Regions from separate parts of the Homo sapiens genome. Here region 2 is linked to region 1. Evidence: chromatin loops called from intact Hi-C (ENCODE). Cell type or tissue: endothelial cell of umbilical vein. All regions are shown on one strand. Each heading gives the region's core, and the rest is flanking DNA. Links, peaks and the distances in the headings are about the cores only. Region 1 overlaps RORA (RAR related orphan receptor A). Region 2 holds the start of LOC105370846 (a long non-coding RNA gene).

Region 1 (11,836 bases), core at 1,920-9,919:
AGGGACTGAGAAGGTGCCAGCTCACATCACACATCCTTTCTGATGATATGAATGGAGAAGTCTATGTCATAATTTAAGGTGCATTCTTACACATCCTGTGTTCTGATTAGAGCAATATATTGCCAGATACCTCATCTTTGCACCTGAAAACACAGTACCTGGGATTTAAGAAATATTTGAGCACTTGAAAGGAAGAAAGAAAAAAAAAAAGGAAAGAAGGGAAGGAAGAAGGTCTAGAAGGACACATACCAAAAATTTAACTGTGATTGTATCTAGTAATTTTCTTCCTTTCTACTTTTATGTCTTTTCCATAATTGTTATAGTGAGTATTGTTTTACTTTTATGACGGGTACAATAAAATGAACTTGATTTTGATCATTTACTAAAACTGCTTTCAAAAAACATCAATTCTAATACAACGTGCTTTAAAAGTCTTCATTACCCTCAAGGAATTTTACCTCTGACTCTAGGCAACACAGCCGTGACAAAAATGCGCCACTCCAAGCTTCAATAGACGAAGTCTAAAGTTAAGGTTTCTCCCGAGGTGTTTACATCTCGGCTCTTCTCTGGTGCTTTTTCATGGTTTGGTTTGGAGGTGAGTTGTAGGAGGGGCCACACCGGCATGCGGTTGCAAGGAGAGAAGGGTGTTGCTGCCCTCCCGGCATCACACCCATCCTAAGAGCAAACACAACCCACAAACTTGGGTGTCATACTGCCTGGGTGGCTCCCCAAAGGTGCTGGAGGCACACTCCTAGAGGGTGGGGCCGAGGAAGCTGAGATGCAAAAAAAATAAAAACAATGGCCAGGGCTCTGTTGGGCAAGGTTTTCTGTTGTCTTCTTTCTTCTTGCCCCTACTGTTCACAGTATTTGGCTAGGTTTTGCTTAAATCTTTCAGAGAGGAGTGTTAACCTCCCAAAATGAAATAAAATATAAAAGGAAATAAAATAAAAGCTTGAAAAAGATGACCAGGAATGCCATAGAAAGAACGTAGAGATAGAACTAAAGTTTAGGGTACTTCAAATGCGTAATCTAGGTCGGACGGGCACTGATTCACAGAATACTATATTAGAGACCCTCACAGCAAGCCTTGTTGGTTATTGATTCAGTTCCAGACCATGGTTACCTTTCGGTATTGTACAATATTGGCTTGAAGTGCTCCACGTTTGCACCCCTGACTCATATTGCTCTGGATGGTAAATGAGCTTGCACACGACATCACATTGCTCCCCACTCTGACCTACATTATGTTTTGCTGTGAATGAGTTTAATGGATTAACATCTGATTGGCATGAGCTTCCACGTGTGACTGCCGAGGGTTGGCAATGCTTTTCGTGAGCCCACAGAGGCATTGCAGACGTTTGCTCTGAGTTTTCGTCTCGAAAATTTTGCTTTGTGTTTTGTTTTGCTTTCCTCCTAGTAAGAGTATCGTTCTCATTATGACATTTTTGTGCCAGAAAAAAAAAAAGAAAGAAAAAGTGAGCAGTTCCCTACCTACACAATGAAAAACCTAGGTGGTTTTTATTGTTATCCAAAACACAGGGCATGCTGAACTGGTTTCATTTGAAGGCAGGGCTTGTATTAAATGCCAAATAAGGAATTTTTACACAATGTGGAAAATGAGGCAAATACAAAATGAATATTGGGTTGAGTTTTCCCTGAAATTTCTGTGGACTGGAGTTTGGATTTAAAATTTTCCACTCATAACTTACATTATCAATTTGTAGACTATCACCACAAGTATGTGCATAATGATGACCCTGTGATTTCTGAACAGTTACTTAACTACAATGGGATTTAATCAAAGGATTCAACAATTGTAGGGGCAAAAGGCCGTAAAATGAACAAACTTAGAACTGTAGAGCTGTCTTTACTATGCAATTATGATAAAGGTCGAGACAAGGCCATTTTCTAAAAGCAGAGAGGTGATTGTAGTGTCTATTTTCTTTGGTAACTAAGACCTTAAAAACAAGCTTCTGAAGTTATGGTTAGAATTAGAAATCCATCCCATTCCCTTCACCAACCAACCAACTGACATTTTTTTATTATTAAAATTTTTTAAAATATATATTCTGTTCTATAGACTGTAAGAATTAGGAAAACTGGGAGATAATTTCTCTAAAGGGAAGTATAATCTATTTGCTTAATGATCCTACAAGGAGCTAATAAGTATCATCTCTCTTAGAAATAATAATACTTTGCTTTTATATAGAATCTTTCTCCAAGGAGTGCAAAGTATATTACAGATAATATCTAATTAATCCTCTTAGGGTCCCCAGGTGAAAGGGAAGTGGCAGGTATTATGAAGGTTCATTGGCACCATCAGCATGTCTCAGGTGAGGAAATGGAGCTATAGAAAGCACGGTAAAAAGGGCACACGCATAGTTATTTAGGCTAGATCTGCGTGACCTCAAAGCACCGAATCCACCCATTGACAAGAAGAATCAATTGAGTTTGAGCAAAAAAACAGGATCGTTTGACTGAATGCTTTGCCTTTTCCACCAGCTGGGCTCATGTAGCATGAGTTTTAGTAGGTTTGCCAGTGAAAGAACCCACATTACCTGACTTCCAGCCTGGTGGCTTCTTCAGAAGGACAGCATGGGTAGTACGGATTGCTTCAGTTTCCCATTTGCTGCTTGACACAGCACCCTCAAGCAGCACATCAGCCATGTGGCTGTGGTTTGGTTTCTCATTGTCCTTTTACGTTTGGTTGCCTGGAGTCTGTCCATTGTTCTCTGCAAAGTGGGTCTGTATGGGGTATTTTGGGGGTGGGGCATGAAGGAAGGTAGTATGGTAAGAAAGGGGCAGGGGATTGAATAATCTGTTTTGGTAGCTTCTATCTGTTGAAGCAATAGGAGATACACTACAAGTCTACATCTTTTGTATCAAGATAAATCACAACCTGAGTCTTGAGAGAGGGAAGTATTTGTCCTGCTGCAAGTGCTGCTCCATTTCACTTTTAAACATTCCATGGGCCAAATTCAGCTTCCCATTGTCACAAATCCTCTCTGGAGACAGAAGCCCATACCACTGTCTTGATCAATACCTGATGAACAGGAAGAGAGTGCTTCTGCAAAGAGGGAGCAAACCTTAAAATAAAAGCCGAAGTAGCACTTCCTAAGCTTGAAACTCTTCCACTGACAAGCTCTCTGCAGAGTTGGGGCTCAGCTAAAATTACCTCCCAAAAAGGAAAAAGCCTCCAAGAGAAAATTCAGTCAAATTAACAAACTAGTTGCCTCTGATGTGAACTACATTTTTGACAGGTTGAGATAATAAATAGTTTCTGATTCTTACTTACCTAGCTCAGGAGAAGTTGATAGTGGTTTTACAAGAGAAAGACACTAATAATGTCACTTGTTGTGCAAATGGAGGCATACAACATGCTCTGAGGGAAGATACCACTTTTTCCAATGTTGGAACTCAACAAGTCCATCCGATGGCCCTCAATTGGCCACTGGAATCTGTAACCGTTGGTTTGCCACTAGACAGGTGAGCATCTACTGAAGCTTCTCAGAATGGAAAAGCTTCCATTCTGGCTGTTGCGAAGAGAAGAAATCTCACCCAGTCCCCTGAATTCACTCTAGCCTGCTCTCTGACTCTAGCTTGCCCCTCATACAAGTACGAATATTTCCCTTTAAGCATCCATGGTCATCTATTTCTTTATTTTATTTATTTATTTATTTATTTATTTATTTATTTATTTATTTATTTGAGATGGAGTCTTGCTCTGTCACCCAGGCTGGAGTGCAATGGCGTGATCTCGGCTCACTGCAAGCTCCGCCTCCCGGGTTCACGCCATTCTCCTGCCTCAGCCTCCCGAGTAGCTGGGTCTACAGGTGCCCGCCACCACGCCTGGCTAATTTTTTGTATTTTTAGTAGAGATGGGGTTTCACCGTGTTAGCCAGGATGGTCTCGATCTCCTGACCTCGTGATCTGTCCGCCTCGGCCTCCCAAAGTGCTGGGATTACAGGCGTGAGCCACCGCACCTGGCCCACGGTCATCTATTTCTTGAAGCCACTCAACTGGTCCTTAAGTCCACCCACTGACATAAATCCTCTTTTAATAACCTCGTTGACCTCTTCCTCTCCCACAGCTCTTCTCTGTTTCCATGAAGTTCCCATTTGTGTCCAGTTCTTGGCTGGTACACTGGCCATCCTCCAGCCTGGAATATCACCCTACTCTCTAAGTTTAGCCTCTCCCCTTATTTAATACTGGGGCACATACTAAGTTCTTCCAGATCTGCTTCTCATCCTGTTCCTCTCAGCCACCCTGTAGGATTTGTATAGAACACATTGTATACATACTTGAGTTCATGTTTACCACCCATTTGCAGGCCTTTTTTGTGGATGTATGCTCAGCCTCTCCTTCCAAACTAACTGTCACCTCCTTGGACTGAGGCTTAGAGTTTAGGGTTTTCAGGATAGAGAGCTTATCTGTTAGGTCCTTTGAACCGCTCCCTAGCATTCTGGCAATAGAGGAGCCCTCTGTATTATTCGTGTTGATAGCCCAACTAGGACTCTCCTAGGTACCTATCTTCTTTTTTAAAACAAAATGTAGCCTGACCAACATGGTGAAACCCTGTCTCTACTAAAAATACAAAAATTAGCTGGGCTTGGTGGTGTGTGCCTGTAGTCCCACCTACTTGGGAGGCTGAGACAGGAGAATCGCTTGAATCCAGGAGGCGGAGGTTGCAATGAGCCGAGATGGCACCACCGCACTCCAGCCTGGGCAACAGAGACTCCGTCTCAAAAAAAAAAAAAAAGGAAAAAAAAATGTTACCAACATCACATCCAAGTGGCATTCAACTCTGGCTTGCATTAGAAGTTGAGTTCTTTGTCATTTTATGCCTGTATGTGTGTCCCAGGGTGGGTGGGAGAAACACTTACAAATAGCTTCTATTGAATAAAGGGCTATGAAGGAATTTTCCATAACACTTGCACAAAAATTATTGCATTTAACTCCCCAGGCTCTTCATAGAAATCCTAACATCTTCCCCTCCCTCCCAAGCCTTTTCAGTTCCCTACACTTTCCCCCCAACCCTGTTCCCAGGGTATAGCGGCAATAGAGCAGCTAAGTCTGTTTGGTATTCAGTTAGAATTATTTATATATCAGAGCTCAGGCTTGTTTATGCAGTAGAATGCTGAAAAGGAAGTGAATCAGATCTATTCCCTAACAGAGCATCCAGGGGTCAGGGTGAAAACAAATACTGATGATAAGGTAAAATCCATGTTCTACAGTCAGCTTTATTATGAACCTCAAATACCACAGCCACGCAGGACCAAGGCCTTGATGTAGTGCCTGCATAGCTAGCAAAGAATACGTGAGCAGCTAGTCATTCCTATCCTAGGGAAGCTCCTGAGCCCATGAGCATGGGGAAAATCCCAGAGGCCTTCAGGAAACCATTGATTTTCCATCCCTTCCTCCAGGCCTACACATCCCAAAACTTATATCAGAAAGATCCGTGGTGGGATTCTACAATATAACACACCCTAGCTTGATTAACTTTATGTAAACATATCTTTGAAGTGACTACATTTAAGTTTTTCAGCAGCAGTAATTAACAGCTACTACCATTCACTGAGTTTCTACTATGTGCCTGGTATTATTATACAGCTCTCATTTAATTCTACAACAACTCTGAGAAACCATTAGCATTACTCTCATTTTATTGATTAAGAAACTCAAAGATGCAAAATCTGATATCTATGAAGTAACAGACTGAGGATTAACACTCGAGCTCCTTTGATTCTAAAGCCCATTGTTTTCCTTTAGATCAGGGGTCCTTAACCCCTGGTACTGGTCCTGTTAGGAACTGGACCGCACAGCAGGAGGTGAGCCGAGGGTGAACCAGCATTTCCACCTGAGCTCCAGATTCTGTCAGATGAGCAGCAGCATGAGATTCTCAAAGAAGCATGAACCCTGTTGTGAAGTGCACACGTGAGGGATCTAGGTTGTGCGCTCGTCATGACAATCTAATGCTTGATGATCTGTCACTGTCTCCCATCACCCCCATATGGGACCATCTAGTTGCAGGAAAACAAGCTTAGGGCTCCCACTGAGTCTACAATGTGGTGAATTGTATAATTATTTCATTATATATTACAATGTAATAATAATAGCAATAAAGTACACAATAAATATAATGTGCTTGAATTGTCCTGAAACCATCCCCCAACACTCCTGCCCCACTCTGTGGAAAAATTGTCTTCCATGAAACTGGTCTCTGGTGCCAAAAAGGTTGGGGACTGTTGCTTTAGACCACCCTGCCTCTGTATGCCACATGTGAGGCAGTGGCTGCATTTAGAAGGTGGGGGCTGAAAGTTCTGCTGAGGAGGGAAGTAGTAACTTGAATATCATGTGTCTGGTCTGTCAGGAGTTTTTACCTTGGTTTCACTGCCTCAGAAACACTCAGGGCTGGAGGCCCGATAGGAGAGAGACTGGATTCTTATCCAGTTTATGCCACTCTGGACAAAGCCCTATCTTGCCTTGCACTTAGACTTGGGAAGACAGGTTTCTCCTTATGTTAAAAATTAGTTGGCCAGGTGCAGTGGCTCACGCTTGTAATTCCAGCACTTTGGGAGGCCGAGGTGGGTGGATCACCTGAGGTCAGGAGTTCGAGACCAGCCTGACCAACATGGAGAAACCCCATCTCTACTAAAAATACAAAATCAGTTGGGCCTGGTGGTGCATGACTGTAATCTCAGCTACTTGGGCAGCTGAGGCAGGAGAATCGCTTGAACCCGAGAGGCGGAGGTTGCAGTGAGCCGAGATGGCGCCATTGCACTCCAGCCTGGGCAACAAGAGCGAAACTCCATCTCAAAAAAATAAAAAACAGAATTAGTTATATTAAAAAATAGAACAGACAATGCTGCCACTGTAAGTCTTCAATCAGAGTGCAGATAAGTAACCCGTCTAAGATGTGGTGCAGGATATGTTCAAGTCTCAACCCAGGCAAGAGCTCTGTGATGAGAAGTTGACTATTAATGGCTGGGTGGCCTTCACCTGGCATGCATTTACTCACATTCTCATGGCTGCAACCCAATTTCCTTCCTGAGCAGTGGGATGATGTTGGTGGGCTTTCTGGACAGCTCCTGTGGTGCCTCTGAAAAGCAGGGCTCTGCTTACTACACTGGTCCCAGGGCACAGAAGAGGGAGGGAGGGCCCCGCATGAAGAATCCCAGGCAAACCTCCAATCCTCTATGCTCCAGAGCACACAAACAATCAGGACCTGTAGGTCTTTCAGCAGAAGGGGCCTCAGAGATGATCCCTCCAACTCCAGCACTTAGAGGTGGGCAGACAAGGCAATGAGAAAGGAAGCTCCATGCTTAACACTGCTGGGAAGTGGTGTGCTGAGACTAGAATTCTGGGCTTTTTAAACTCCACATCATCAGAGCTTCTCCAGCCTTGCTCTGCCCCTGCAGCCCAATTTGGGCACATTTATCCCAAAAGAGGTTTTGCCTCTGTACGGCCTCATAAGGACGGGTCACTCCTGTCCCTGCTTTGAGTAACTCCCAACACAGTCTCCGTGCCCTCAAGGCTATGTGTATTTCTCACTTTCCCTGGAACTAGTCACTCATGGACACTCTGCACTCCTACTTCTAAACTGCATACTTCTGCAGGCCCAGGCCTACATATCTTTCTTTCTTAGCTGCCAACTTCTTTTTGTCCAAGTAGCTGCCAGCATAGAACAGGTAATCAATACATATTTATTAAATAAATGAATGTATAATGAATAAATATCAAAAAGTTGCCTACAGTACTCAAGAAGATGGACAGTTTCAGGCAGCAGTTGATTAGAAGACAACTTCAGTAAGGGGTAATAAAAGGTGGCTCTTCTTCCCCATTTTTGCATCCTTCCTTCCTCGCACTCACACTGTGAACCAGAAGGGTTTACCTTTAGAGTGCTATTCTATGGTTGAAGAGGAGGCTAGGCTGAGGGTCTCCTTCCTCTGTCTTGTCAGAAGCACCCCTAATGGTGGCTAATAAATTCGATTGCATCTATCCTTCAGTTTTCTAACCTTCTGTCTCTTTTGGTCCTACCTTCAGCTCAAGGGCTTAAGAAAGAAGATATTTCTTTTGGGGAAGATGATTTAACCTTTGATTGGACCTCCAGGTTTCTCAAACCCTGTCAGCAACCCACCTTTGCATCCAAGACTTACTAGGAAAATCCAACATTTAAAATACCGCTACTGAAACAAATTATATGATAATAAAACAGCAAATTCCTTAGCCTTCCCACAGTCACCCTCAAGATGTTATAAATTATAATAGAAGTGGTTTCAATTCTTTTTTTCTGCAACAGTATAATAAAACTATTTTGTGATACGTAGTCTAATAATACACAGATTTTTTTAAACAAATGAAATCTGAATTGTCAGTGACAGTGTATTTTTCTTCTATGAATATTAGAAATCTTAGCAAGTGTGGCTGATACTTTCAAATGGGACTCATATCCTACATAGGACATGTTGATAATATCATTGCATTAATTTGGGGATGATGAAGACTTATTCCAGAGGTGGTATACCAGTTGTTCCCTACATATTCTATTTGGATTACAAGTGATTGTCTAACATTTTTAAAAAAGTTGAAGTATATTCCAACATTTAAACATCTAGATGTTTTCTTTAAAAAGGTGTGTTTTGTTGAATATAGAAAATAGGCAATACAAGGTCTTTGTTCCTGCATTATACAACTAAATTTGGTCTAAATGAGTGACTGCCATCTTTAGCCAGGACACAAACTCTCTGGTCAACATAACCCACAGCACTCTCTATTGTCTAGTGGAACTAAGGTCATGTGTCAGTTGCCATTTATCACTGGGTTTGCATGATGGTTTGGATTTATTTTGGCTTATCCTTTTGATATGTACCCAGACAGCTTAAGGTATCCACCTAACTTCTGCAGTCATCTGCGATAGGACCCAGTGTATTGCAAGGCATTACATGACGGACTGGACCCAATTCAAGCTCTGGTACTTGTTCCCGAGGCCAGAAGACAAGCCTTTCTTGCAAACTGCACAAGACTCAACACAGTCCTACTGCTTCCAGGAAGGCTTTTGTGACTGCTGGTGCTCAGCTTTTCTTTATTTCCCTGACGCGGGGTTCCCCAGCAGCCAGAACCAATGACACCACTTGGTGAGAATTCACATTGTTGTTCAGTTGCTTGACTTAGAACAGATTTGTCTTTCTATGGGAGAAAAACCCTGAAGATGAAAATACTATCTCTTGGACAAGAGAGCCTGACCTCTCTCTGCTCACAGCTATTGGACACATATCCTATTCAACAGAGCGAATACTTTGAACCTGGGTTAAGCAGGGAAAAAAAAACAACAATTTAGGTTACCTTAATCAGCAAGGCAAACAGACTTTTCATTTCCTTTACTTTTTTTCAGACTGTGGCCAGGGCTTCCCTGGCAATAAAAGATCATACCAAATTGTTCTAAATTATGTAGATGATAGTTATTAATATAATCTTCTTCCAAAAGAAAACAAATGTCATAAAGCCAGCAATCCATGCCAGAGAAGCCCAGGAATGTTCCCCCTTAGTAGGGTGTCCGGCTAACCTGGGCGCTGGCAAGTCATTCCTCCCTTCACAGTCTGAGGCTGAAGAGGTCACTTGGTTTGAGGAAATGGCTCCTCAGCTCCTCCTACCCCCACTTTACCCACTAAGAAAACCAATGGCGCCTTTTATCAGTTTGGCAAAAAGACAAAGGGAATGTTTAATTCTGTACTTAAAATTCTTGGTTCCTACTGTCAGCATTCCCAGTTCTCAGAGAACACTGAATGGATATTTGAAGAGTTTTGTGAAACTGAGACTGAACAGTGGCAACGAGGAGGAAAAGATCCAAAATTAAAAGAACATTTAAAAATACACGCCCCCGTACATTCCACTCTCCTCACTTTTCTCTCCTCCTCAACCAAGTCATATTCAGCCCTTAGGAATATTCCCACAGGAGGGAGGTGATGTAATATCCTCAGACTGTCTGTGTTCCAGTCCCAATTCACCCTACCTAGCCATGAGGACTTGGGTAAGGAAGTGAACGTCTCCATGCCACAGTCCCCATGACAGTAAAGTGAAGTTAACAACAGTGCCAAGTTCTGGAACCTGTCATCTATGAAGGGCTCAATACATATAAACTACTATCATCATTTTAATTTTCTAAGGAAAGCACCTGATTACAACAGGATCTGCAACGCAGAGTAACAGCTGCCAACTGGCAGACTGCTGACCCTAGCCTTTCAAGCTAAGACTTTGCAGGGTAATAAAGTGAAGCTCTCTAGTCATTTCAAATGAGTGAACTGTTCTCACTTGGCAAAACCGGGGCCTCTAGAAATCCAGAAGAAATTGAATTAGCACCTTCTTCATTATCTCTCTCTCTCTCTCTCTTTTTTTTTTTTCGAGACAGAGTCTCACTCCGTCGCCCAGGATGGAGTGCAATGGCGTGGTCTCAGCTCACTGCAACCTCCGCCTCCCGGATTCAAGCAATTCTCCTGCCTCAGCCTCCCAAGTAGCTGAGATTACAGGTGCATGCCACCATGCCCAGCAAATTTCTTTTTTGTATTTTTAGTAGAGATGGGGTTTCGCCACATTGACCAGCCTGGTCTCCAACTCCTGACCCCAGGTGATCCACTGGTCTCGGCCTCCCAAAGTGCTGGGATTACAGGCGTGAGCCACCGCATCTGGCCAATTCTTTTTATTTATTTATTTTTTGAGATGGAGTCTTGCTCTGTCCCCCAGGCTAGAGTCAATGGTGCAATCTTGGCTCACTGCAACCTCAACCTCCTGGGCTCAAGCGATTCTCCTGCCTCAGCCTCCCTAGTAGCTGGGATTACAGGCACCTGCCAACACACGTAGCTAATTTTTGTATTTTTAGTAGAGATGGGGTTTCACCATATTGGCCAGGCTGGTCTCGAACTCCTGACCTCAGGTGATCCACCCGCCTCAGCCTCCCAAAGTGCTGGGATTACAGTTGTGAGCCACCGTGCCTGGTCAATTATCTCTTTTAAAGAAGGATTTTTCTTCTTACATAGAAAATTTGTGTTTAAGGGGGATCTTGGGATGTCAAAATGGGCTCTGCCTTTTCAATCTGAAAATATACTGATGTGATGTGTGACCATCTAAGAACATTGCTGCACTTGAAATGTGGTCTATAAATTATTTTATAGACTGAATAATGTAATCATCCTCAGATTAGAAGGCCAGAAGAGGCTGTATGAGGCCCTCTTTTCACAGAAGAGCCATCCAATCCCTGAGAGTTGAGAGACTATGACCAAAATCAAGTGAGGGGTAAAGATGGGGCTGGAATTCAAGTCTTTTGGCTTCCCATCAAATGAATTTTTCATCTCACCAAGCTAACTCTGATAGCTAGGTTGGATGACTATGCTGTTGGAAAGTGCTGGGCCTTGTAAGACTTTCTGATTCTAGCTCTTTTTGTGAGAGAGGATGAGTTTTAATAACTACACAAACACCCGATTTATTCTCAAGCAGCCTGTGATGCAGGGCCTTGGCCATACCTCCCAATGTGTCATCATTTCCATGGGAAGACCTACAAGGAGCAGGAATCCAACATACAAGGACATAGTGAGAAGCAAAGAGGCATGAAAGTGGATAAGAATCTTAGTGGTGGAAGTTCGAAACCACTGAATAATGAGAAACTTTTTTGAACACAATGATGTGGCACAGTCAGCTGTAAAACATCTTCTTCCTTTGTTAGCTTTCTTCCAAAGTGTCCCAGCGACAGGCTGGTGGTCAACTTTCATGGTGTTTCTCCAAAGACCTTCACGTGGTGCCTCATGACAGACGTTCCTTGGAGATTGTCTAAGGAGAATAGAAGAAG
Region 2 (11,836 bases), core at 1,370-9,369, 73 kb before region 1:
TGGCCAGGATGGTCTCTATCTCCTGACCTCAGGTGATCCACCCGCCTCGGCCTCCCAAAGTTTGGGATTACAGGCGTGAGCCATTGCACCCGGCCAGCAGCATGAGACTTTCTAACCCAGCTTTCTTTTCCCAATCTTAAGCAGCCCATCTGGGGCTATGTGACTGACCGCTAAAACTGCCTCTGATTCCACATTTTGATTTTTGCTCCCATAAGCACTGTTCACAGTTTTCCCCCTCATATTACTTCTGTAACAACCTTGAGGTGGTCAAGGAAAAGAAAAAACACCATCCACATTCCTAGGCATTTTAAGGAAATGCACACCAGGTATCTGACCCAGACTCCTACTTCCCTGCCAATCTCCAGCTCATATCAATTCATTTCCCTAACAGAAAATAGGTGTCAACTTTGTAGGTGGAAAGTAATTTCCCTGCAAATATTACCGGAGAGGTTGCTGACACTACTTGACAGTTTTATTATTACTTTTGTTTTGCAGTAAGGTGGGGGAACTCTACCTTTGCCAGGTAGAATACTGAAAAAAAAAATGTAGAGCTTTTAACTTTGTATTAGTTTTAACATCGGAGGGGAAAACAAGAAACAAAGAATATGTGTGCTGTCCGCATGCCCAGTACGGCTAAGGGCAACCTCACAGGCTCCTGGCTTACCTCACTTCTCACCCGCGAACTTTCAGATCCTGGAGCTTCAGTGTGGGTTAGAGGGAATTACTCCGCAGCATCTGAAAAGCCAGCTCACAGGTGGGCCGCTGGGGCGATTTGGCAGGGCCTGCTTGTAAACACTGGCTATCAACTCCTTTACAAGGTAAGCCAACCAGGGGCAAGTTAACTCGCTTTACTCTTCTCCGGGTTTAATAGAAGGTGGGTATACTTTTATAAGAACCCAATAATCTAAATATTTCACACGTAGACAAGAAAACTAGAAAGCCCCAAGAGAACCGAAAGAGTATTTTATTAATAACTATTTATGTGTAGTAGCTACTTAAATTCATGTTTCACTACCTATTTTTTTTTTTTTTAGACGGAGTCTCACTCTGTTGTCCAGGCTGGAGTGCAGTGGCGCATCCTGGCTCACTGCAAGCTCCACCTCCCGGATTCACGCCATTCTCCTGCCTCAGCCTCCCAAGTAGCTGGGACTACAGGAACCTGCCACTACACCCAGGTAATTTTTTTCTATTTTTAGTAGAGACGGGGGTTTCACCGTGTTAGCCAGGATGGTCTCGATCTCCTGACCTCGTGATCTGCCCGCCTCGGCCTCCCAAAGTGCTGGGATTACATGCATGAGCCACTGCGCCCGGCCTCACTACCTATGTATTTTCTAAAGGGTCAGATAGACTTAGGTGTAGGTTGGCCCGAGAAAATGCAGGGTTCCCAGTTAAATTTGAATTTCAAATACACAATGAATAATTTTTTAGTATATTCCAAATAATGATAGGGCATACTTTTATTCATTGTTCATCGACACTGAGTCCATTAACCAGCTGGTTTATTTATTTATTATTATTTTTCCCCTTGCTTCATTCTTTTCTGACCTTCTGTGGCTTAATTTTAGGACTCCTATTAGAGGGTGGAGGGAGAAATACAACTCACACGCATCGGGTGTCCTACTTATCATTAGCTGAGGCACAAGTTTTGGGAGGGGAGGGATTTGCTACTTTGAGCTAAAAATGGTGATTATCTGCATTCTCTCTATTACCATATGGACAGAATTAGCCATAGACTGATATTTTCCAGAGACTGGATTTTGCAGGCCAGTAAAATCCAAAAAGAAAAGAAAAGAAAAGGAAATTGGGAAATTGTGAGAAGATCAATATACTGTTGCCAAGTTTAAATTTGATCAAAAAAGGGTGTTTAAAAAAACCCCACAGCTACCATCTTCAATTACCATTAATTCATAAAAGAAAGCAACATTTCAATACCCCAAAAGTAGGAAGGACACTCTCTTCTTTATTTCTTAAATAAAGTTGGCAGCTTTACAATGGATTGCCCTCATTTTTGTGGAAACTTCATCACAATCTGGTGCTGGCTCTGAGATCTGAGAATATGCAGACCAGGTCATGCCACAGCAGCACCTATAAAGTGACAGCAGCAATGCTGCACTTTTCACAGGTTTGTGTTGGTAGCAGATAACCACAGAGCACCTTGCAGTAAAGGAAGGAGAAGGTGAACGTGTGCCAGTTCGAATTCTGATGATCTTAAATTAATATTTAATTTAAGCATTTTATTTCTGAGATGTATATTATTTGTGTGGAAGCATAGTGTGATTTTTCTCAAACCACAAAGCATTTCTTTAACTTATAATATATAGAAAACGTTTTTCCAAACTTCCTTTGGAGCACAGCTCAATCTCTGAACTTTTCTTCCCTATCTCTATAAAATGAATGCTTCAGGAACTGGATAATGTGACGCTGAACTTAAATAGCCCCCTTCCTAAGAGAGTTCAGAGGTCTTTGAAAATACAGGTAATTGAGCCTCCTGGTTCCTGAGAGCTGGCAGAATGTGTGACCTCAGCTGAGAAGAGTTGGGTATTTGCCAAAAGGCAGGTGTAGTTGGTAGCAGTGCTCAGAGACCAAGTCCCCAAGTTCAGATTTTCTATCCCTCTTCCCATTGTATACAAGGGAAAACTATGGTGTGAAAGTGGATGATTGCCTGAAATTGCTGAGTAATTAAAAGGAACCATGATGAAAATAAACTGCCCAGCCCAAATATCATATGTAGTTTCTTTTATCTTCCTCCAACCTGAGAAATGTATATAAAGGTATTTTTACCAGGGAAATCCTTCTTTAAATAGGGTTGAAACTCAATTTCATATGCTGCAGAGAGATGCAAGGTATTATGTACCAATGATCCCTAAATATTCTTTTCTTCTTCACATGGCTGTGAAGTTACAAACTGAGTATCCTTTTCAACGGCTTGTTGAAGCAAAGAATTAAATATACATGTACAGACTAAAATATATGTTAGTATATTCTTTAGAAATATGAAGAATACCCCCAGCTTTTCACAGTGATAATCTCTGGGTGGGGTCTTTTTAATATTATGTTTTTCTGTAATGATGGAGTTTTAAAATAATTGTAATTGTCTATTACTTTTAGAATACGTAAAAAAGATACACAGCATGCACATTCTCATTAAAAATCACTTCAACCTGGACTTTTGGGATGTCCTTTAAAGTCACCTAGTACTTGCACTTTCCCACAGTCCTCTGTCCAGCCTCTCTCAGTGACCTGAGACATTCAGTGCCACTTGTGTATTCCAGACATTTGTCTTTCTGAGAGAAGCAGTGCTACCACTTTTTTTTTTTTTTTCTTTTTTTTGAGCCAGAGTCTCGCTCTGTTGCCAGGCTGGAGCACTGAGACACAATCTCGGCTCACTGCAACCTCCCCCTCCCGGGTTCAAGCGATTCTCCTGCCTCAGCCTCTGGAGTAGCTGGGACTACAGGCGCCCGCCACCACGCCCGGCTAATTTTTGTGTTTTTAGTAGAGACAGGGTTTCACCATGTTGGCCAGGCTGGTCTCAATCTCTTGAGCTCGTGATCCACCTGCCTTGGCGTTCCAAAGTGCTGGGATTACAAGCTTGAGCCACCGCACCTGGCCCACTTTTTTACCTTCTCAAAACCCCAACTCTCCTGTAATTCCTGAAGCCCAGGTAATTTTCCCCCTAGCCCCATTGAATACTGGCTTGTTTTCATTTCTCTCTCTTTGTCTTTTGCCTTACTAATTCTGATGTGATTGTTTTTTCAGCCTCAACTGAATAGCAGAGAGATTTTGGCTTTCATTCCAGAATGATGTCTCACAGAAAGTCAACTCGTGTTCCAGGTATGTGATAAACATCTCACTAGTGAACTTCTTGCTGTTTCTAAGCGATTAACGGTTTGGTTAGCAAGCCCAGAGCCCTGCAGATACCTTTTGCCTCCTACACAAGAAGTAAGCTAATGAAACCCACGGAGCACGGCCTGCCCCTCTGCTTCCCTTTAATGGTTTCTGTCACCCAGGCCAGGCTGCCGCCACCATGACTCTGCACATCGATGTGCCGCCTCAGGGCAAGCAGAATGCAAATGACGGTGGCCCTCAAATTGCAATTTAAGGATAGCTGTTATATCTTCCCATATATTTCTCTTCCTAACCTCCAAATTTGAGGATAATGTGCTGTTTTAACTTATTCTTAGTAGGAAGAATGTTAAACCTTAGGGTGATGGTAGTGTATTGCTGAATTCTGTGTTTTGGAATAAATTAGATTTTTTTGATGTGGAGAAGGGAGAAAGGGGGAGAACTAAATGCAAAGATAATTTGATTTTAAAAGCTGGAGTTTCCTGGTTCCTGGGTTCTAGATATTTAAAAAATAGCCACAATTAATTATGTAATAAATTGTAGGAGGTTGTCAAGTTGTCATCTTTATTAAGGTGTTTCTTGCCAGACATATTCAAAATCTGTGTACTCAGATGTTAACTGCATTTGACTCTATTGATTAAAATATACTTTCTGCCATCAAAATGGAACTCCAAGATGTAAAGGGAAAGAACACTTTAAAAGGCGTTTCCAAAGTCGTCTTGGATAGAGGAGCTTTCATCCAAGGGTGCTATGTGGCATTCCGGAAATGAATCAGAGACTTGGGCCCTCCACTTCCTTAGAAACAGAGACACGCTGAAGATCGTTAGGGTAAATGAGTGGGACAAAGTACACTCTGCATTTTCTTTTTAATTTCAACTAAAAAAAATGCTGCACTCTTGTCTTGGCTGGAGAAACATCCTCAGCCTGTTCATCTCCTATCCTCTGCCCAAATCAACTCCAAATTTGACTGACTGAATTTTCAGTTCCTATATTTTCAGATCAGTTCCTGTATTTTCAGATCTGGCTCTCTCTGTGGTTGTGGTGGTAGCAGTGGTAGTGGTTATGGAGTCTGTAAGACTTGCCATTTTTAAAATGCCGAAAGCTCTCTTCAGGTTAAATAGTCTCTCTGTGTGATTCTCAAATGAACTCCTTGAGGAAGAATGTTCTGTGTGTATCTAGAAACCTTAGTTCTACAAGAATGAGAGCTAAAGAAGCTCACCCATGTCCCACAGAAACCACTTCTTCCCTTTCCTGAACAAGAAACCGATGTTCTTCATCTACTGTCTGTCCACCCAGGCTTGGAAGACAGGTGAAAACAATCCCATCTTTCTATTCCTAGAAAGAGGTAGGGATGTGATGCTTACATTCCCCTGGCTTTTACTTGCATCAAATGTGGGAGGAAGGAATAAAAGAGAAGAGGAAACTAAAACCTGAGAAAGGGCAAGAAGAGAAAGTATTAGGTTGATGCAAAAGTAATTGTGGTTTTTGCAATTACTTTTAATAGCGAATCCCCGCCCCCCAAAATCATCTAGCAATCTGCCCTCTGGAGTGAACTTGAATAAAAGTAGGTAATAGTACCACTCTTGGCTTAGAAGTATCTGATTATCCCTACTAACCAGTACAAGACATAGATTTCTGAAGGAAAAGGATGCCTACCATTGGCTCTTTTTTGTTTTTGTAGTTTGATTTTTCTTATTTTTTAAAAGGTTCTAAAAATAATACATATATACCTGGTAGAAAATTTGAAACTTAGAAAGAAGTTAAAAGAAGCCTACAAAATATCACCGCATCATATTATCTTATTAGCCAAATGCAACCACCACTACCATCCAGGGAGGGTTCTTGCCAGTATTTTCTCTATTTTTTCGTATGCTTTTAAAAATCTTCACAACTAAAATCATTCTGTGCACAGAATTTCACATACTACTTTTTATTCAATCAAAAATATTTTCTCATGTGTTTATTAATTCTTTAAATATTATTTTAATGGCAGTATAATTTGCCATCATATGACTATATTATAATTTATTAATAATTTTCCTAATAAAGGACATTCAGAGTGTTTAGAATTTTAGCCATTATAAATAGTATTAAATAAACATGGTTTTTGTGTGCATTAATCTTTACTTTTTAAATTATTTCCTTAGAATAATCTACTGGAAGTAGGATTACCAAATCAAAGAGTATCATCATTTTCAAGACTTTAGTACCTATCGCCAAGAAAGCTGTATCAATTTATATTCACAGTATATTAATGTCTTTCTGAAACTGACTGAATTGATTAATGTCATTTAAAAATCATGCTATCTTGTTAGGCCTCTGATACTTTGTATTTACTGGTAAGGCTGAAAATTGTTTACAGACTAATGAAACACATTATATATTAAGGTTATTTATTTTGTGCCTTAATATTTGAAAAAATACATCTTCTTATCAGTTTGCTTTTTGTCCTTTTTGCTGATTGTTTATGATCTTTTTTGACATACAAAAATTTTATTTTTCTCTATATTTCAATGTATTGAACTTTGTATTCTGTAATTTCTTCTATTACTGTAAAGTAGAGAAAATCTGCCTGTATCTAGATAAATATGCAGAAATACATTCTCGTTATTTAATTAATTTTTCAAAAATATTTCTTGAATTTATCTAGGATTTGTTATACGGCGTGAAAAAAATTTATTTTTCTCTGATAAGCTAAAAATCATCATGCACAATTTATTACTTTTTCCCCACAGCTTATATATGTATTCTATTGACACATATGCAAGATTCTTTTTACATATGCGAGATTATGTTTTGGGGTTTTCTTTCAGCACTTTACTGATCTCTTTGCCTATTCATTTATCAGTAGTTTCTCCATCCCTAGTCCTTTTCTTTCTTTTTTTCTTTCTTTTTTTTCTAAAGTTCTTTTAACTATTCTTATTTCTTTCAACTTAAAAGGTGGCCAAGATGACATACCAGAAGGCTGTCTAAAATTATTGGAGAAAGAGAATCTTTGCCTTTAAAGTTTTAGGTCTTAGGTGAAAACGATGCAGTGTTAGCTCTTGTGTCTATAAAGGGTGGGGTTCATGCTATGACACAGAAAATCAGAAAGGACTTTCTTGACATTTGTAGAAACAGTAATATAAAGAAGAATTAGGTACCTTTTGGTTCATCTTAAGTAAAGAAAATTTCCAGTGAGGAGATTGAGACATTTAATGTTAAAAAGATCCTCTCTCTTCTAGGGCACGAGTAAAGATATCAACCCATCTATCTGTAGAAAATTGCCAGAAACTGTCACAAAATAAAAAATGAGAGAAGGCCTGAATTACGACAGTCCTGGTGGGGTTCTACAAGGTGTGTGCCAAATAATTTTGTTTTCTTTTTAAGGCTTGTTAACAGTGGATAGCTTAAGGTGATGGGGTTATAGGTGATTTTTTTCTTGTCCTTATTTAACTGTATTTTCTTTTCTTTTTTTTTTTTTTTTGTCAAATGGTATAAAAGCTTTTTTTCTTAATAATGGCCTGTTAATTAACATCTAGAACCCAGTACTGGAAGCATTAGTCCCAAGAAGTGCAAAGTTACAAAAAGTGGATTTTCTATTTCTTCACCTCTTACCTTAATAGACACAGAAACACTAAAACTCATCTCATTAGAAGAGGTTTTGTGAAAATGAGACAGGACATAGCTAAACCAAGTGCTTTTCCTCCGAATAAGATTTCACCCAAAATGAGGTTGGGGACTGGATGAAGTTATGAAAAAACTACTCCTTAAAACTGCTATTTCTAAAGCTAATAGGAATTCTTTTGTAGTGGGCTTTTTTCCCTTGACAACCAACGACTGATACATCTTGCATGTTAAAAAGCAGAGGGCTATAAGTAAGTTTTCAGTGGAAATAATTTTTTTTCCCTGCACCTTCCCTTTTTGTGATACAGTTGGCACTATTTTACTGTCTTAAAGATTCCCATTTTACTTTAATGGTCTCTACTTTCCCCTTTTCTTAGCTCTTCTTAATTTTTATGCTTTTCATTAGTAGATAATTCTCTCTGGCTGACCAACGGGGATGAGGGTCAGAGTCACGGGCAATATACTATATCTGCGTTAGTCTGGCTTGAGAACAGCGAAACCGTGCCTCCTTCTCTAATTAGTCACTTTAAGTATCAGTGATGGGCAGTCTCTGTGACAATGATTTTGTCATAGTAAGCACTTGAAATACCTGCTGCAGTTTTTTCACCACCCCCCTCCTCCCCGTTTCAATCAGGCAAGTTTATCTTTGTTCTTTAAACCATAAGCAGGTTTTTGTATTTTTTTTTTTTTTTTTTTTGCATGCCACATTGAAAAGAAATAAAAACCAAGTGCCATACATGTCAATTAAAGGCATAAACAATTAAGAGATAGTCCATTTCCCCCTTGAATCTTTCATGCTTATTTTCCCTTCTTAGAATAACACTTAAAAGCCATCGAAGCTTCAACGGGACCAGTGTCTCCCCGTTTCGTGGGGTGTAGAGCAAGGTGTGGGAGGAGCGTTTGGCATGTCAAGTCTCTGCTCTACAGTGGATCTCCACGTCCCGGCTTCCAGTGGACAGCCCTGTGAGATGGGGAAAATTTCCTTCCGCTCAGATACTGTCAAGGCCAATGTGCCTTTCAGGAGATTGTCTGAGAGATTTCGAACATTGAAACTGTAAAAAAAATTGAGCTGGACAGATCCTTGCCACCACTTTTTCTGCTAAATATAGAAAAGTTGTCATCGGGTTGCACAAGCAATTTCCAGCTACAGCACCTCAGGAGGGGAGGCGGGCTCCTGTCTCTCATAGTTAAAGTGCATAGAGCTGAGCCGACCCTGACTCACGGGTTGTGAGGAACATGGGAAGGTGGTAGAAGAGTAATGAGAGAAAGGCGTCCTTGTTTTGGTTAAATATAATGACATGGGAAGATGTGCAGTTGATGATGGTATTTGCTTACAATGTCATAAAGCATCAATAATTTGCAAGAAAAGGGTAGAAGGAGCCCTACCCCAGGAGTCTGTGCTCAGAGTTTCTCCCCTATCATTGCTTTGGAAAACACTGTTGTATCGTGGAGGGAGACTGTGAGATATGGAGCCAAACAGGCATGGGTTGGCATCCCAGCTTTATCACTTACCCTTTGTTTGATTTGGAGTTAATTACTTAACTTCTCTGAGCCTGAGAGTCCTCATATAGAAGATGTGGGTAAAATAATATTCCTCTCGCAGCATCACTAGGATTCATGTGAGGAGTAAAGTACATGGCACTACTAAGTGCTCAGCATTTGTTGGCGCCCTTCCCCTTCTCCCCTTTTAGGCAAATCATTTAAGCCCCCTGGACATCAGTTGCATCTCTCTTAGCAAGTCCTATTGGTTCTACCTCCGGAATATATTTAGAATTTATCCACTTCTCTCTATTGTCATTGCTGCCATGTCAGTCCAACGTGTAGGCCGTTGCGATGCCTTCCTAACTGGTTTTCCTCCTTCTGTTTTTAAACCCAGTGCAATCCATCTCCACATAGCAGGCAGAGAGGGCATTTTAAAAATGTAAATCACATCATGCCCCTACCCTGCCTAAAACCCTCCCGTGGCTGAACTTAGAGTAAAATCCAAGCTCCTCACCACAGCCTTCAAAGGCCCATGTGATCAAGCCCCTGCCTACCGCTTTCCTTTTAGACTCCACTTGCTACTGCTTTTTTCTTCTATAAAATTTTTTTTTTCCGGTTGTACTGGCCCTTTTCAGTTTCCAGAACACTCCAAGTTTATTTCTACCGCAGGGCCTTTTAATTTGCTGTTTCCATGGCTTGGAAGATGCTTCTTCTAGATTCTCCTGTGCTTGAAACCTTCTCCTAGGTCAAATGTTCCCTCCTAAAATTTGTCATCCTTGACCTAGTCACTCTCTATCACAGCCCTAATTTATTTTCTTCATAGCACTTGTCACTATGTGAAAGTATCTTAAATACTGTTTATCTGTTTATTTTCTGTTTTCCCCCATGAGAATGTGAGCTCCAGGAAAAAAGGGGACTATGCTTTTCTCTTCTTTTAATTTTTTTTGAGACAGAATCTCGCTCTATTGCCCAGGTGGTAGTTCAGTGGCGTGATCTCAGCTCACTGTAGCCTTGACCTCCTGGGCTCAAGCCATCCTCCCACCTTAACCTCCTGAGTAGCTGGACTACAGGTGTGTACAACCATGCCCAGCTAATTTTTTGTATTTTTGTAGAGATGGGGTCTCGCCACATTGCCCAGGATGGTCTCGAACTCCTGGCCTCAAGTGACTCGTCTGCCTCAGCCTCCCAAAGTGCTGGGATTACAGGCAAGAGCCACCACACCTGGTGTGGGACTATGCTTTTCATTGCTGAGTAAACCTAGAACAATGCCTGTACCTAGGAGGCCCTTGGGAAGCATGTGAAGAATGGATTCTGAATAAATACGTATAATGGGATAAAAATATCGTCCTGAAAGTTGGTGACTGGATTTGAAAAATCTATGTCCTTTCCATTTCTTTTTTTTTAAGATGGAGTCTTGCTCTGTTGCCCAGACTGGAGTGCAATGGCACAATCTCAGCTCCCTGCAACCTCCGCGTCCTGGGTTCAAGTGATTCTCCTGCCTCAGCCTCTCGAGTAGCTGGGATTACAGGCATGTGCCACTATGCCTGGCTAATTTTTTGTATTTTTAGTAGAGACGGGGTTTCACCATGTTGGCCGGGCTGGTCTCGAACTCCTGACCTCAGGTGATCCGCCCGCCTCAGCCTCCCAAAGTGCTGGGATTACAGGCATGAACCACCACGCCCAGCTTCCTTTCCATTTCTAAAGATTCTATGATTCCTTGGACAGAAAGACTAAATCCTGGGATAATTTTAAAGAAACACAATTAGAAAATTTTCAAACACTCAACATACAGTAACTCATATTAAGTTTACCAAGTAGAGGCACTTCGGGTATCTGCTTTAATAAAAAAAAAATAAGGACTTATATTTTGCATGTCAAGTATTTGTATGTCAAAGGATCCTTCTAACCCATTTAAAAATTTGGTACCTTTAAGTAGCATTGCGATTCTCTGAGCAAACCTATTTAGAGTTTGCTTAGCATGCCCTTTCTTCACAGATCTTGAAAAGGAAAGTGACCCCACAATATAACACATCTGCTGAAAGAAGTGGCTCAGGTGAGCTCGGGCTGTGTGAATAGTATGTCCTTTAGCTCAGGGAGTCATTCTTTCCACTGTGCTCTGTGCACGTGAGACCACTGCTGGGGCCGTGCTTTAAGAGGGACACGGTAAAGTGGATCACATCCCAGGGAAGTAAGTAGAAACCAAGTGAGGAGAAAAAAAAAAGAAGAAAATGGGAATGCCTAACTTAAAAAGGAGGGGATGGTAGAGACCTGATAGTTGTCAATTACTGGGACCAAATCTGAAAAGACAGATTTGGTGCCATTCCGTGGGACAAATTTGGAACCGGTGAGTAGAAGCTACTGAAAGGCAGAGTTGGTCCAGTCAGTGTAGGACATTTCCAACAGTCTGGCCTCATACCTAAGTAAAGCCCTGCTTAGAAATATAATGAGCAGCTGCCTTTTCTGGATGTTAAAATTTCAGGCAAGTAAACTGCTAGTCAGCTATGTCCTTCCTACAAGGATTCCTCTTACTGTAGATGGGTAACATGCACACTTCCGGGAAGCTCTCAGTGAAATCTCTTCACACTGCTCGGCATAGTGGTTCACACCTGTAGTCCCAGTGCTTTGGGAGGCTGAGGTAGGAGAATCACTTGAGCCCGGAAGTTCAAGACCAGCCTAGGCAACAAAAAATTTACAAAAAAAATTTAAAAATTAGCCAAGTGTGGTAGTGGCATGCCAGTAGTCCTTGCTACTCTAGGTGCTGAGGTGAGAGGATTGCTTAAGCCTAGGCATTCAGTGAGCTATGATCACGCCATTGCACTCCAGCCTGGGCAACAGAGAGAGACACTGTCTTTAAAAAATAAATACAGGCTGGGCCCGGTGGCAGCCATTTGGGAGGTTGAGGTCA

Evidence for each region. Peaks named below come from ENCODE experiments on the same cell type or tissue, not always from the same donor. Only the 100,000 strongest peaks of a DNase experiment are listed, where the experiment ranks them.
Region 2: it touches region 1 in a loop (2.0-fold over the local background); 2 of 110 quality-filtered maps call a loop at or near these places.

What each region holds. Positions count from the first base shown.
Region 1 is chr15:60,703,674-60,715,509 of GRCh38, forward strand. The region is part of intron 1 of RORA (RAR related orphan receptor A); the gene reads right to left. Among named protein-coding and RNA genes, the nearest start is that of RORA-AS2, 28 kb to the left of the region's middle. In endothelial cell of umbilical vein, for the core only: no CTCF peak of the experiment used is centred there; a DNase peak (open chromatin) is centred at 5,188; H3K27ac peaks cover 1,054 bases.
Region 2 is chr15:60,631,094-60,642,929 of GRCh38, forward strand. The region is part of intron 2 of RORA (RAR related orphan receptor A); the gene reads right to left. LOC105370846 (a long non-coding RNA gene) reads left to right here and starts at 1,058. Exons shown (of 5, transcript XR_007064663.1): 1 at 1,058-1,175; 2 at 3,757-3,831; 3 at 7,068-7,179. RefSeq lists enhancers at 3,757-4,570, 3,786-3,835. In endothelial cell of umbilical vein, for the core only: no CTCF peak of the experiment used is centred there; a DNase peak (open chromatin) is centred at 4,628; H3K27ac peaks cover 1,640 bases.